Linked DNA regions of Mus musculus: region 2 is linked to region 1. Evidence: chromatin loops called from intact Hi-C (ENCODE). Cell type or tissue: left cerebral cortex. All regions are shown on one strand. Links, peaks and the distances in the headings refer to the core of each region. The heading gives the core; the rest is flanking DNA.

Region 1 (7,697 bases), core at 1,164-5,163:
GAGAGATCTGGGGTGCGGCACCTGTCGCGGACTCTTGGCTTTGGATAAACAGCCCTCAGGGCGGTGGCCCACTCTCTCCTTAGACCCCACCCCACCCCCATTCAGGTCTGCGTTTTAAGTGTCTGGGAAACTACCAGGACCTCCAGTGCGGACTCCCCCAACTGCATAGGTGCAGCTAAGTCCCCTGCTCATCTTTCGGCCAGTCAGTCTTGCGCACCCCAGGGCCGAGTTGGGTGCACAGATGCCTGGAAGCCTTCAGTGGCTCCAGCCAAGCCAGGAACGAGGCTACCCAGGACCCCTCCTCCCCGCCCTGCCTTGCGCTTCCTGCAGAGGATCGACTTCTAATTAAAACAAGGCTTCAGCGTCCCATCTGCAGGGAGTTCTTCCTCTTTACCCCCCTTTCATTTGTCAGACATAGCGGACAGACCTGAGGCTGGGACACTCCCAGGACCTGCTGAGTCCTGGGGGTGGGGGGCGGAGGGGTGTGCACAGGCTCATGCCTCACCTTTAGATCCCCTGGTCCCCTCTGCCTTTCACGGGAGGAAGTTGGATCCGTGGAAACAGCGGTCCGGAAGACTGAGGTTAACACAGTCAGAATCACCACCCACCACCGTGTTAGTGACCCAAGAAAAACCTGCGGTGTGGTGAACGCTTGCGGCTTGGATAAGGATGGTTTACTTAGATATTTATAGTTTAGTACGCTGTTTCCAAAACCTTTTAAGTCAGGTAAGATTCTTGGGCTATCGCTTAGCTTTAAGACAGACTAGTTTGCAAGGGGTCCTTCCTGACACTTTTGCCTTCCGTTTTCTCTCTCTCTCTCTTCTAATTCCACACTCCCCCCCCCGCCCCTTGGGGCGTGGGGGGCGTGGAAGTAGCCTGGGTGAGCTCAGCTCCGGAGCAGGGTGTGAGCTATTTGAGACTGCCCCACGTAATTGGTCTTTTATGCTCTGGTTACTTCTACAGTGTTCCGACCTTTTATTTTAGCTATGATCACTTCACGTTCCTTTCTTCTCTCCCCCAACCCCCGGGACTCCCTTAAAATATATTAAGAGAAGAAAAAGCTAACAGAATTTCTTCCATCTGCCCAACCTAGTATAGAAAAAGAAAGGAAAGCAACAAATAGACATTAGTATCTAAAAATAAGGGCCCCGAGATAGCGAGAGTGGAAGGCAACGCTAATAAATGAAAGGACCCCTTTGATGGCTCCAGCTGAAAAGATATTTTATTTTTCTCTCTCCTGTGTGTGGGATTTGAGACGAGTGACTCCAGAGCAGCCGGGTCCCCTGCTGCTCAGCCCTGGCTCGGAAACCGGCCCCCCTCTGGCAAGCGTTATGGAGAGCTGGGAGGAATTTTATGGCTGTCTCTCTCCCCTCGGCTCTTTTTTTTCTTTTGTCTTCTTTGAAGAACGACTTTAGACATTTTATTTACATATTTAACCAGGGATAAAAGAGGGAAGAGAAAGCTTTGGGGTGGGGTGGGGGGGACTGGCCTGGGAATAGAGCTATGTTTAAATTAATGGAAATCTTATTAGGTTTCTCAAAATTTGAGCAAGGGTTTCTAATGAAACTTGATAATTAAACATGATTTTAAATAGCATCCTAGAGCAAAGGGTACTTTGGACCCCAAATCTCCTAATATATCTATCTACGTGAGATTTCAAAATACTGTCTGTAGATATTAGCGTAGAGTTCTTGCAAATGTCTACCAAGGAGAGTGCAAGGTATTCTGGAAGGAATACTCTTTAAGAGTCAGATGGTGTCTTGAGTTAAATAATTTTGGAGGTGGTGGGGAGTTGAAAGGAAGGCCCTGTTTAATTGGTAAAGTCAGAAGTTAAAAAAAAAAAGAAAAGATTCTCTGCCATGGGTCTCAGTGGTAATCAAAGCTGCATCCTTCCTCAGTATGGGTGAAGGAACCATAAAGTCTTGAGAGGGGTTTCTGAAATAGGATTAGAGAGAACCCAAATAATCTCTTTAAGATAAAAAAAAAAGTACTTCGTCTCCTACAATAAAGAAAAATTAAGCCAGAAGCTTAGCCTGTTACAAGCTAATTGCAAGAGTAAACATGTGGGGTATGGGCAGAGATTATAGAAAGACATGAACATCCTGTCTCCCAGCCTGAAGATGAACCAGGGAGCTGGCTCCTTAACGTTTGTCTTGGTAGCTTCAAGGCCATTTCTAGAACTTTCCTATTTGCGGATCCAGTTGGAAAGCTCTTAAGATCTCTGTTTGCATTTTCCAAACTGTTCCTTACAGTAAGGAAAGTGGTCTGCTTACTGGTAATGGTCTCTTTAAAAGGCACACATTGAGAATTCAGTTTTCCAACCCACTAGGCTTGGTTCCACGACTGCCTCACAATCCCCCCCCCCCTTTCGGAGGAGATATATTAAAGTCATCCAAAGTGATGTTTAGTTAACACACACAAACATATGCTCCAAGCATAAAACACACACACCTCATACCACAAAGCAGTGTAGGTTGCCCCAAACTTAAGAACAAGTTTTAATTACACTTCAGCACATGTAAGATACGGGGTGGTTGGGGGTGGTGAGGCGCAGAGAGAAAAGGCCCTTGGCCCTCTGCGTTATAAAATGCATGAAGGAGTGTCCGGGCCGCGGCAGAACAATTTAGGCCGCTATTTTAAGGCCACTTCCCTTGAAATGTGGATTGAAATATTACCAGAGGTTCGCGGGGCGCTTTCGTGTGAATTGCAAATCAAGCATCGCTTTAATCCTCTTTCAAGGCCGGGCCTTGGATCGCTGGCGTCGCGCGGCTCCCCACTGCTTCTGGCGCAGAAGGGACCATTCAAGGGGGCAGCTCCCCTCCTCTGTTCCCACACTCCAAAAAACAACACCGCAGACAGACACCCTCCAACTAAATTAGATTAAACTCCTACTCTTCCACAGCGCATTAGCCTTTTTACAGCCCAGGCTTCTGCTGATCGCTCCTCCCTGTTTAAAGACACAGCACAGCTTTTTCCGTCTCTGCTACCTCCACACAAATGTGTCGGGGTGGGGATGGGGAGGGCAGTGGGGAATAATCTTTAAAAAGGTGTAAAGTGCACCAGGCTAAGTGACTTCGGATTGCTGGAGATACCTCTGTTTAAAACACGGGCAGACCCACGTGTGCCCCCTCCAGGGCTTTCAGGAACCCCCCATGTGAGCAGCATTTAAACCCTAGTATATAGAGTTTAATTTAAAAAAATAAAATAAACGAATAAATAAATAAATAAACAAACAAGTAAATAAAATTTACAGAATTACCTCACAAAATGAAGCAGGCAAACGTGATTCTGTTTTGCATTAGTGTCCCAGAGGACACCGGAAGACAGTTTGCTGAAATTAACAGCCACTTCTACAGTTATTCCATGGGCTCATGCGACTGAGGCCTCTGCCCCTCAGCTGCTAGGCCAGTGCCTTTCTTTGTCCACCACCCCAGCTACCGCTGCTTCTTTCAGCTTTATTCATTTCTTCAGTACCTGGGTTTTCCTAGTCTGGAAACTGGTCCGTCATCCTCCCTGACACAGTAAACGGGGGAGGGGGGGGGGGAACTTGGACACAAAGCTGGGGCAACCTTAAGCTCTACCTACCATCACTGGGTCTGAAAATCCCTCTACCACTTTCTAGAGCATTGGTTCTCAACTTGTGGATTGAGACCCCCCCCCCCCTTAAGGCCCAAGGGTCCTTTCCTAGAGGTTGAGTATCAGCTATCCCACATAGAAGATATTGATGTTACAATTCATAACAGTAACAAAATTACAGTTATGAAGTAGCAACAAAATAATTTTATGGGGCGAAGGTCACCACAGCATGTATTTACAGGGTTGCAGCATTAGCAAGGTTGAGAACCGCTGGTCTAGAGCCACCTGACTAGGGCTGAGCTATTCCGGATTCTGGGCTTTGGTTTTCTTACCTGAAAAATAAGATCCAATCTAGTAAGGCCAGGCACAAGGCTGTTTCCAAGATGACAGTTTGTGAAGCACAGTAAATATAACCCGGGCATCATCCTGGTTGATGGTTATTGTTAACTCTCTAGGCCCCAGGACCATGTAGGAGACGCTCCTCAGGCCGCTGCTGTTGTGCGGGAGTTTTCACATTAGGTTAATTGAAGTTGGAAGACTCACCCTAGCTGTGAGCAGCACCATCCATAGGACTGAAGAAAAAAGGAGAAAGTGAGCCAAACACCAGCATTCATCTCTCTCTCTGCTCCCTGCCCTGAAGCAAGATGCAACGTGAGCAGCTACCTCACAAACGGGTTACTGTGGCTCCCCACCATGAAGGGCTGTGCCCTTCAACCGTGAGCCGAAATAAGCCCTTACATAGTTGCTTCTTGTTGGTTAGTCTGTCACAGCAAACTAATAGTAAGACAGAATCCCAGAAATCCATCATTTAAAAGCCAACGTGAGTCACTTGGACAGCGAGCCTTTGGTACATCCGGCTACTTACTGAGCTCCTGGGACAAACTAAGATACTTGATTGTACAGGAACTGCTGAAGCAAGATGAGGAAGGAGCCTCTTCATTTCACAGATGGGAAACTGAGTCCCGAGAGTCACGTTATAGCTGTGATCTGAGAAGCCCCATCTGGTTCAGGGGTCCTGGGTGACATCTGCCTCGGAACAGCATGCACCCAGGAAATGTCAGCAGCCAGCTGGGGTTTCCAGGAACAGACCCTGTGGAGCTGTCATCGTTCCTCCTGGACGGAGAAGCATCTGTGTTCTACAGTCTCTTAAGAGGGCTGTTCAAAGTCAGAGATTGAAGGGGAGAGATGTTTATTTATGACCTCAGCTGTGGCATCTTAGGCTGGTTACTTAACCTCTCTGATCTGATTTCTGTTCCCTCTGCATTAAAATGAAGGTAATAACGTCAATTTTATTTATTTATTTTTTAAGACTTGGGATGGAGTGAATATCAGACAGCTACAAGGAAGGATTTAGAAGCAGGCCACTTGGCCACTTGGGATTTACTAGCCAGCAGACTCCCTGGCTAGTTGAGTGTGTGAGTGTTTGCCTGTAACTGTACCTGTACACATGCCTACTTGGTGGCCTAGGAGGCCAGAAGAAGGTGGTCAGATCTCCTGGAACTGGAGTTATAGGCGGTTGTGGGCCACCATCTGGGTCCTGGGATACTGAACCTGTGTCCTCTGCAAGAGCAGCAAGTGTTCTTAACGACTGAGCCATTTCTTCGGCCCTCTTTCTTCAATTCTCCATTGTCCTGCTAGAAGGCAGAATGACTTCGTCGACAACCTCATGCAGGAGTGGAACCAATCTCCTTCCCCGTGGGTGGCTGGGCATGTAGCTTCCTCTTTCTGTCTTGAGTGTTGCCAAGGAAAAGGGGCTGCAGATCTCCCCTGGATTGCAGAGTGGGAGACAAAGCAAGGGCCCCAGAAGAGCTCTCTGGATGCTCCTGGCTACTGAATCAACCGCAGAGCGCCCTCTGGGGCTGGGGTCTGACACTGTTACCCCTCCTGGCCTTATGGACGCAGATCCAGCTCAGCCTCACAATGAATTCAATGGTTCCTGAAAGCTTGTGCTCGGCCTGCCCACCTTCATCCACAGGGCAACATGGGAGCCAGACTTCTCTCTGTGGTATAAGGTAAGGTAGAGATACCCTCCAAGGCCTGGTCTTGCACCCAAGGCTGCTGGCTCGTCCCTCTATCTGCAGACCCTTGGGACCCACAGCCTCACCCTTTGTCACATTCTCGGGGTAACCCATTGGCTTGCTGATGGGTCATTCTCTGTTCTTCTCAGGGATGGGGGGGGGTGCGGGCGGGCAGGAAGGATCCCGGGAAGATGCTTGAGGAAAGAAAGCTCTGTAGTCTCACACTACGGCCTCCAGAAGGAGGTAGAGGGTGGGCCTAGGCATGTCAGCATGGAGAACAGCCGAGTGGATCTTCCATGCTGGGAGAATGGGGAAAGTGGAAAGATCCAAGGGGCTAAAGGAGATGGATGGAGGTAGCTGCATCCTAGGCAGGGCAGTTAGGAACAGCATCGGAGCCAAAGAGAGCATCATGTGAGAGAGAACCACACGGACTTGGGAAAAAGAGTCAGCCTGCTGGTCAGGGCTTCGTCTAGAGCAGCGGTTCTCGACCTTCCGAATGCTGTGGCCCTTTAAAACAGTTGTGACTTGGCTACTGTTTTGAATGATAATGGAAACATCTGATGGGCAGGATAGCTGATACAGGACCCCCTGGAGGTGTCACGACCCACAGGTTGAGAACGACTGGTCTAGAGCCCAGCAGTGTCTGGGTGGTCAAAGAAATCAGACTGGAAACGAATCAAGGAAAGAGTGAATCCCAACAGGCCGCAGAGCAGAGGCCGTTTGCGGATTCTGGCTTACTTTGTCATCCGTGGCTGGGATAAGCACGGCGACCAAAAGCAACCTGGGGAAGAAAACAGGTTTCTTTCATCTTACAGCCTGTCATGAAGGGAAGGCAGGAACCTGAAGGCAGGGATTGAAACAGAGACCGTGAAGAAATAATGCTTGCTAGCTTGAACCCCACGCCCTGCTCAATTTGCTCCCTGCATCTCCCACCCAGACAGGGTTTCTCTATGTAGCCCTGGCTGTCCAGGAAGCCTTTGCAGATCAGGCTGGCCTCGAACTCATGGAGATCTGCCTGCCTCTACCTCCCCGAGTGCTGAGACCAAAGGTATGTGCCACCTCGCCCAGATCTGGCTAGGGATAACACTGCCTACAAAGGGCTGGGCCCTCCCACATCAATCATGAAGAAAACGCTCCCTAGACGATGGTCCAATGTGATGGGGGCATCTTTTCAAGGAAGTGTCACTCTTCCTAGATGACCCTAGCTTGTATCTAATTGACAAAAATCCAAACAGCACAGGAGAGAGACTCTTAGGCCTCATTGGCAGGTTTGGTGGGCCTGTGATGACTTTCTGAGTGAAAGGCAGAGCTCTCCAGGCTCTGGAGTGATGTATACTTCTACCTGGCTCCAGTCTTTCCAAATCAATGGCTGCTAAATCATGCCTGGGTCGGAGTAGGGGTGACAGAGGAAGAGCTCAGCTGAGAATAAGGCTGGGTGAGCTCTGGACCTGAGGTCAAAACATCAACTGTTGTAGGTTGGGCTATTCAGATAGCCAGGAAGTCAGCCTTGCGTATATGGAGATCAGAGGTCTTTGTCTTCCACTTAATATGAGACGGCTTGGGGTAGAATGGGGTGGTCTCTTGTTTTGCCTCTGTGAATGCTAAGCTCACTGCCCCTCGAGCTTCTGGGAATTCTACTTCTGCCTCCTATCTCACTGTGGGACAGCTGGATGGTAGATACTCTACCATGCTCAGCTTAAGTCCTGGGGATTTAAACCCAGGTCCTCGTGCTTGCATAGCAAGCTGTTTTACCCATGGACCCATCTCCCAGATGCCTCTACCTCTCTGCCCCCAATGCTTTTGTTACCCTGTCCCCCAGATCAGATCGGAAAGCTGAAATTCTGGAGTTAAAGGTAGCCCTGCCATACAGATGGCCAACACATTGGGCAGACCTTTGAAGCTGCCTCTCCATTGTAGTTGTTCAGGGCCCAGCACAGAAGCCCAATGGGCACCAGAGCCAAAGGGCAGAGGATGGGGAAGGAAAGCTCTGTGAAGTCTGCAGCTGCTGTCTTCAGAGTGAGGGAGTCATGCCAGATTCCTCTCCAGCCCAGAGAGGCAGCTGAGTTTGCTGGGACTGAGACAAGTGAGCCAGGACTTGCCTAG
Region 2 (7,697 bases), core at 1,415-5,414, 140 kb before region 1:
CCTCTAACTGGCAGTGTCTACTGCATGCTGCTGATGCTACCCTCTGAAGGAAAGGAAGTCTCCTCTTCCTACCCCAGAGCCCTGTCAGAACCAGTGCTGGCGGGCTGTCTGAGTGGCATGCAGAGGTTGGCCCTGTAATAATAATTCTGTCTCTGGGCTGCTCACCCAGTCAGCTCAGGTGTTCAGCTTGGCCTCCTTCCAGTCCTACAACTGCCGCAGGCTGGATGCTGGTGGGGGTCACTCCTACAAGAAAAGAGCCACACACCTAGCCCAGTGAGAAGAGCTTAAGATACAGATCCCATTCGCCCAGCAAGGCAGCTAGGTTAGACACTAGGTTAGAGACAAAAACTTGTTCCAGCTAGCAAAACAAAACAACAACAACAAAAAAGCTATTGCATGAAGTTCTTAAGAATAGTAAAGATGCTAACTCCCTGTTGTGGGCCACAGTTCTGCAGCAAGAGGGGGCTGCATACTGCTCTGGCTAGCATCAGATCTTGCAGTGAGAGGACCATAAAAGATGGTAATAATTCACGGTGCCAATCATCTACCATTTCAAAGGCTCCCCACTCCAGCCCATCACATCTGGGGCCCTCAAATTCCTATCTAGGAAGAAGCCATGTTCCCAAACTAGAGGGCCAGTTTCTCCAACACCTCCCAACTGACTTTACTATGCTAAGACCACCTCACTATTTTGTGATCTTCTGGTTCTCCTTCTCAGAGTGTCAACTCCAAGAAGGATTGCCTTTCCTTGAATTGAGTCTTTCGAACTCCCATATGGAATTTGGATACTTGAGCAAGAAAAGACCCCATAACTTGGTCTCAAAGGTGGTCTCAGAGCCCACCAGGTAAGTGAGCCAGGTCTCTCTGCATGGTAACACCAGCTGTGGTAACGACTGGGGTTCAGATGGGAAAGGACAGGTAGGCAGGTGTGAAACAGGTGTGATACAGCTAGAGAGAGCTGGAGGCTGCAGCAGATGGGGATACAGTCAGAGATGCTATTGTGTGCTTTGGCATGGCAAGGTAGGAACCAGGCTCCAAAGATCGGGGAACTGGAACCAGGCTCAGACACAGGGAGACGTGTGGAAGAGGTCCAAGAACAATAGAGAAGTGAGGACAGGTAGGAGAAGGGATGTGGACCAGGCTTAGGCACAAGGAGAGATGGGGATGAAGCCTGAGAACAGGTTAAGGTGGGAAATAGGCCCAGAACAATAAGGAGGTGTCAAGGTCCAGGCAGAGATAGGTAAAGCTCGAGCATAGAGAGAGGTAGAGACCAAGCCCGGGCCTGGGTACAGGTCTGTCGAGGTCAAGACACAGGTGGGCACAGCTTGGTTCCAGACCCTGATCGTCGTGGTCCAGCAGCGTCCAGTCCTATCCTGGCCCCGTGCTTAGCACGCTTAGGTCCGCAGTCCCTGAGGCTCCTCACGCCACCCCCTGCAGCAGGCTTCTCGCGGGCGCAGGGGCTGCCACCACCTCGCACTGCTGCTGCACCTGCTGCGGCACCTGCTAACAGCCCCAACTGCCAGATCCCTCCGCCCCACCGCCCAGGCCTCGGCCGAGCTACCTCCACAGACCTCTGGGTTAACGGCGAGGTGGACACGTGCTGGGCCCTGATTGGCTGCCACGTGGGTGGCGGTTTTGTGTGGGGCGGGGTCTCGAGACCACACCCAAGCCCCATTCTTCTTGGTCCTTGCTCCAGGTGCGAATCCTCCTCACTCAATGGTGGCCCTTCCAGCGTCTTGCAGAGAAAGAGTTGGGACTCCATCTCTGGCTGGCCTTAAAAGTCGCAAGCCATTCCACCCCTGAGACGTATGAGGTTTGAAGGAAAGCCGAAAGGATAAGTCGTTTTCCAAATTTTCATTTTTCCAAATTCTTGGAGTAGGTGACTGGTTCGTGCCAAGCGAAGATGAGGCAGGTTCGCGCCACTTGCTGCAGTATCGCCACAGGACACGTTAGAGTCACCCTGTGCCAAAACCCACTGCAGATGAAATTGAGGTGGCGTGATCAGGTGCGAGTCTCTGGTCCAAGCAGTTTCACGTGATCCATAAGCAGCTATGCAGGTCCACCCTGAGTTAATTGGTCTTAACATCCTATTTCCTCATGGAATCAACACACCAGTAAAAAAAAAAGGGGGGGGGCATTATAAAACAAAGCAGAGCCCCTCACCTCGTTCTAGCCGCAGGATATATGGGATATACGACAAAGTTACCTTTCCACAGATGGCAAGCTCGCTGTAGCAGGAACCTGACAACCTGAGAATCAAGATGGCTCCTGGCTTGTAGTGTTGAGTTAGCTAAATAAATAAATAAAGGGAAGTGGATATGTCTTCTTTAGCATGTTTGGCATCTGTCTGAGATTTTTTGGATCATTTTTGCTATCTAAATATTTGCGTATACCAAATGAGGTTGTCTTGTGAGTGAAATAAAACCATGGAATTCACTCTAGTTTCAAGCTTACCTTAGAAACAGACTAAAGGTGATTTTATGCCAGGTCTTTAGTGTACCTGCATTCTGGGGCCATCTTGTGGGGTCAACTGTGGGATTCCCTACTAGTGACATGTCTGTTTTCATGTTGATTTTTGAAGCACTTCAGACTTGGAGGTTTCAGAATAGGAATATTTAATCTATAGACATGGTTTTCTCTCGGGCTTGCTTGAAAGTTCCACTTAGAAAGCAGATGTTACATTTACTAATGAGGAAATATACTTGCCAGGAGCTGGGAGGGGTGGGGTGATGGATTCTCAGCCCCATAATCTCCTACTAAGTGAAGGGGACAGGTTAGATTCTATTGTTTTCCATGTTAACCTGAGTGTAAAAAGCCATTGGAAAAGCTTCTGAAAATTAGAGATTTCCATACATCCCTGATTTGGTAAATTTGAGAAAGGAGGAAAGAATTTCCTTTTTTGAAGTATCGGCATTCTTTGGGTATGGGGGAGCATGCCCAGCATTCTGGAGGTGGAGGCTGGAGGACTGGGCGGTGTATGTGTGTGTAGAATTAGCCTGGTGTGTGTAGGGAAAGAAAAAAATAAAGCTAATCTCATTCACTCTTAGAGAGTTAATGAGAATGGTGGCACAAGCCTTTAATGCCAGCACTCAGGAGGCAGAGGCAAGTGGATCTCTGAGTTCCAGGACAGCCAGGACTATTCAGAGAAACCCTGTCTTGAAAACAACAACAAAAGAAAGTTAATGAGAAATGCCAAGATATTGGCACAAACAGTAGTTTGAAGGTTTGAAGAACACATAGATTCATCTTGATGGCTCTTTTTTTTTTTTTCCTTTTTCCTTTATTTTTATTTTTATTTCTTTGAGATAGGGTCTCTGGTTGGTTTTAAACTTGCTACGTAGACCAGGTTGGCCTCGAACCTGCAATGATCCTCCTGTCTCTGCCACCAAAATGATGGGATTATAGACCCAGAGCCTTCACTTTGTAAGCCCTAGAAGTCACAATCTGAAAAACAGCTCAAACTCTTCCACGGGTGACAAGCAAGCTGTTCCACAACGGCACCACTAGATGGTGCCGTAACGCAAGAGACTGCCATTCACATATTTCCTGCGAGAACAATCAGGTCCTGAAGGGACAGCAGTGGGAGGGATGGCAGCTGTGGAGTGAGGGACTGTACAGGAAGCACCAAATGGTTCTAAATACCTGGGAAGTGTTACCACAAGCTGCAGGCAATGCATTGCTCAGTTTCCCTAGCAACAAATGCATCTGATGTCACAAAGTGCACCCTGAGTTTAAAAATACCCAGAGAGGAACTAGGGGAGTTTCATAATTGAAACTTCTCCTTATATTGTCAGCTGACCAGAACCCTAAAAGTATTAGTTATTAGGTCCATCAATACCTTCACAGATATGGTAGCACATGCCTGCAACCTCAAAACTTGGGAAACTCAGACAGAAGGCTTGTTCCTGCTAAGGCAAGCCTGGGACTACATAGCAAGAACTTGACCAAAAAGCCCAAGACAAAACAAAAAACCCATAAACAAGCAAAACCCCAAAACAACAAACACACACACACACACACACACACACACACACACACACAGGAAACAAGTCCGGTGTGGTGCATGTCTTTAACCCTAGTTCTCGGGAGACAAGGCAAGTAGATCTGCAGGGTGCAGGGACCTTATTGTGAGAAACCCTGCCTTGGTGTATGAGAAGTTCCAAGAGGGGCAAAGGGTTGGTGGTGGGGTGGACGCTGTGGGGATCCTAGGATGCACAAACAGAGATGTGAGACCTTAGTCTCAGAGGTATAGGGGTGGGGCTGGGATGGAGAAGAAGAGTCCTCCAGGAAGAGAGACTCATGGGCTTAAACTACGATATTAAATATATATATATATACATATATATATATTGTAAATGTATCATAGATGTACATCACAGATGTATTTAGATTTTATCACAAAGTTATGAATGCTATGAGGCTTTACAAATCGTTCCTTAAACGTGGCCTTGTTCTCATTATTTCTGTCATTTCTTTTCTGTGTCAACCACTTTTTCTTCCTTACTGGAGACTCGATCTTTCAAATGAAGGGGAAATGCTCTTCCAAACCAAGTAGACATGAGCTCTGCATTAGAGTTCTATACCGGTTACACTTCCCTTGCTATGGTATGACATCATAACCAAAAGCAACTTAAAGACCGAGTTTATTTTGGCTTTTGGGTCCAGAAAGAGAATCTCCTCATGGACGGGAAGACATGACAACAGGCAGGGAAAACATGGTGACAGGAACAAGAAACTGGCTGATGACATTTTTTTAAAAAAAAATCTGTATACCGGAAGCAGAGAAAGAACAGAAAGTACAACCAACCCTGCTAGACTATAAACCCTAAAGCCCACCCCCAGGGGCAGACTTCCACTAACAAGGCTCCACCCCCTAAAGGTTACACAACCTCCCTAAACAGCACCACCTACTGGGGACCCCTATGAGTGCAGTTCGAATTTGGCTTCCACTAATCCACTTTAAGGGCGACTGTACCCGCATCAGCCCCTAAGGGAAACTAATTAATTATGAAAAGCTAATGTCAGGAGAGCAGGCTTGTGAGGCAACCACAGAAATACCCAGTTGTGTGGGTATTATGCAAGGTAGCATAATTTATGGTGCACGTCATAGCAATTTTCGGTCATTAAAAAGATGCATGTAGGTGTGTGTCTTTATTATCATAAAATGGCACACAGTTGAGCAATTGCACGTTGCTTTGTGTTACGTGACTGTATTGGCCAGTTTGGTGTCAACTTGACACGCGCTGGAGTTATCACAGAGAAAGGAGCTTCAGTTGGGGAAATGCCTCCATGAGACCCAGCTATAAGGCATTTTCTCAATTAGTGATCAAGGGGGAAAGGCCCCTTGTGGGTGGTGCCATCTCTGGGCTGGCAGTCTTGGGTTCTATAAGAGAGCAGGCTGAGCAAGCCAGGGGAAGCAAACCAGTAAGGAACATCCCTCCATGGCCTCTGCATCAGCTCCTGCTTCCTGACCTGCTTGAGTTGCAGTCCTGACATCCTTTGGTGATTAACAGCAATGTGGAAAGTGTAAGCAGAATTAACCCTTTCCTCCCCAACTTGTTTCTTGATCATGATGTTTGTGCAAGAATAGAAACCCTGACTAAGACAGTGACCTCTTTGGGAAACCTCTCTCTCTCTCTATCTTTCCCTCTCTTCCTATCAGGGGCCCTATGCCGATAGTTCTCTCCTCTCCCTTACCTTCTTGTCAGACCATCTTCTTTTTCTCGCTTGCACCTCTCTTTAGCCATAAACTTTAAAGACACAGCACATGTGTGAATGCACATTGCCTGTGAATCTGCAGATCTAGAAGGACAGATACCCTGGATTGAAGAGACTGACAGTAGTTTCTGCTGCTCACTCAATGCATTTTTTATGCTGTTTGAGTTTCAAGGTAGGATTCAAACCTTGGAGCTTATTTCCATTTTAAAGCCAGTGCCACTGAACACACACATCAGCCATGGTGCACCAGAGTCTTGTGTATCACTTGTCCATCGACTTCATTATCAAAGTTATGAACGTGTCCCACCAAGTCAAGCTCCCGGTGACCTTAAGAAGCAAGGCAGCCAGCACACTGAGGCTGAGCTTCGAAAGAGGCCATGGAACGACTTTTCTCAGGGTAATACTGATCCTGTGTCTGTCTGTGCAGATGAAAACTTCAGGGGTTCAGGCATGGCTTCCTGAGGCAGGCTGTGCTCGCCCTGGGCGATTTCCCTACAGGGGGGACATTTGTTAAGCAGAAACCTGCTGGGCTCTCTGGTGGGTCAGGGGGTTAAAACTACATAAATATGATGTGGGGGTCATCTGTGCTCAGCTTCTTTGGGAAGATAAACAGTGAGGACCATCAAAGCCTTTGAACAATGTTATTTAAATGGCCCACGATGGGATGGGAGGAGAAGGGGAGGTCAGGCATGAGCCTGGGAGCAGTGTCACAGTCCTGAAAAACCATAGTCGAATGCACCCCTGCTCCCCAAAGCCGTGGCTAAAGTGGGCATTGTCTCTGAGTTGAGACGGTTCAAGGTTGTCTTCTCCTCCCATTCTCTACTCTACACAGTAGGGTAGAAGGCACGCCTGGGGATGCAGGCATTGGGAGTGTGTGCGTGTGTCTGTCTGTCTGTCTGTCTGTCTGTCTGTCGAGAGACTGGTGTACCAGGGCCACATCATTCTGAGGATCGGGGACCACATGACTGGTTGTGCGCTCTATGATGGCTTTGGAGCAATGTATTACCTCCTACCTCTACCTCTTGTGCCCCTCTGTTGTGCAAATGACACAAACCTCTGTCATACTGTGGCAGCTTCCAGAGAAAACCTGAAGCCTATCCTTCACCAACTGCTTGGCTCTAGGGGGACACCTGGTGGCGGTCCAGGAAAGCTTGCGGCATGGTGAAGAGTTCCTCCCCAACTCCTGCCCAGGGAAAGGGGTCTCAGCCCATAAGCTGCGCAAGCATGAGGACCTGAATTTGAACCCCCAGCCTCCTTGCAAAATCTGGGTACAGAGCATGTCTGTAATGCCTGCAACTGGGGAAGACAAGACACATGGATCCCTGGTGTCTTAGTGAGGGTTTTACTACTGTGAACAGACACTATAATCAAGGCAAGTCTTATAAAGGACAACATTTAATTGGGGCTGGCTTACAGGTTCAGAGATTCAGTCCACTGTCATCAAGGTGGGAAGCATGACAGCATCCAGGCAGACATGGTGCAGGAGGAGCTGAGAGTTCTATATTTTCATCTGAAGACTGCTAGCAGAATACTGACTTCTAGACAGCTAAAATGAGAGGGTTTTTTTTGTTTGTTGATTTGGTTTGTTGGTTTGGTTTTTCAAGACAGAGTTTCTCTGTATAGCTCTGGCTTTCCTGAAACTCACTTTGTTGGCCTTGAACTCAGAAATCCGCCTGCCTCTGCCTCCCAAAATGAGAGTCTTAACCACATGTCACGCCTACTCCCAAAAGGCCACACCTACTCGAACAGGGCCACACCTAAAAGGGCCACTCCCTGGGCCAAACATATACAAACCATCACACCCTGGCTAGCCAAAATGCAGAAATTTAGTTTCTATGAGACCTGGTCTCACAAGGTAAGGTGGAGGGTGACTGGTTTCCACAAAGTGCGTACACAGGCAAGTGCATGTGCTTGCACACGCATAACAATTTCCCCCGAGGAGCTTGTGTCTTACTAGTCAGGTTCTATGCTGGAGTCAT

Evidence for each region. Peaks named below come from ENCODE experiments on the same cell type or tissue, not always from the same donor. Only the 100,000 strongest peaks of a DNase experiment are listed, where the experiment ranks them.
Region 2: a loop joins it to region 1, with 3 times the contacts of the local background. A loop is called at or near these places in 1 of 42 quality-filtered maps.

The regions. Positions count from the first base shown.
Region 1 is chr5:128,592,099-128,599,795 of GRCm38, reverse strand. It overlaps Fzd10os (frizzled class receptor 10, opposite strand), which reads left to right. Exons shown (of 6, transcript NR_015517.2): 2 at 4,032-5,588. Among named protein-coding and RNA genes, the nearest start is that of Fzd10os, 4.7 kb to the left of the region's middle. In left cerebral cortex, for the core only: no CTCF peak of the experiment used is centred there; DNase peaks (open chromatin) are centred at 1,260 and 2,776; H3K4me3 peaks cover 740 bases.
Region 2 is chr5:128,729,995-128,737,691 of GRCm38, reverse strand. It overlaps Piwil1 (piwi-like RNA-mediated gene silencing 1), which reads right to left and starts at 1,446. Exons shown (of 22, transcript NM_021311.3): 1 at 1,338-1,446; 2 at 166-243. In left cerebral cortex, for the core only: CTCF peaks have their summits at 3,502 (motif pointing right) and 4,915 (motif pointing left); a DNase peak (open chromatin) is centred at 3,531.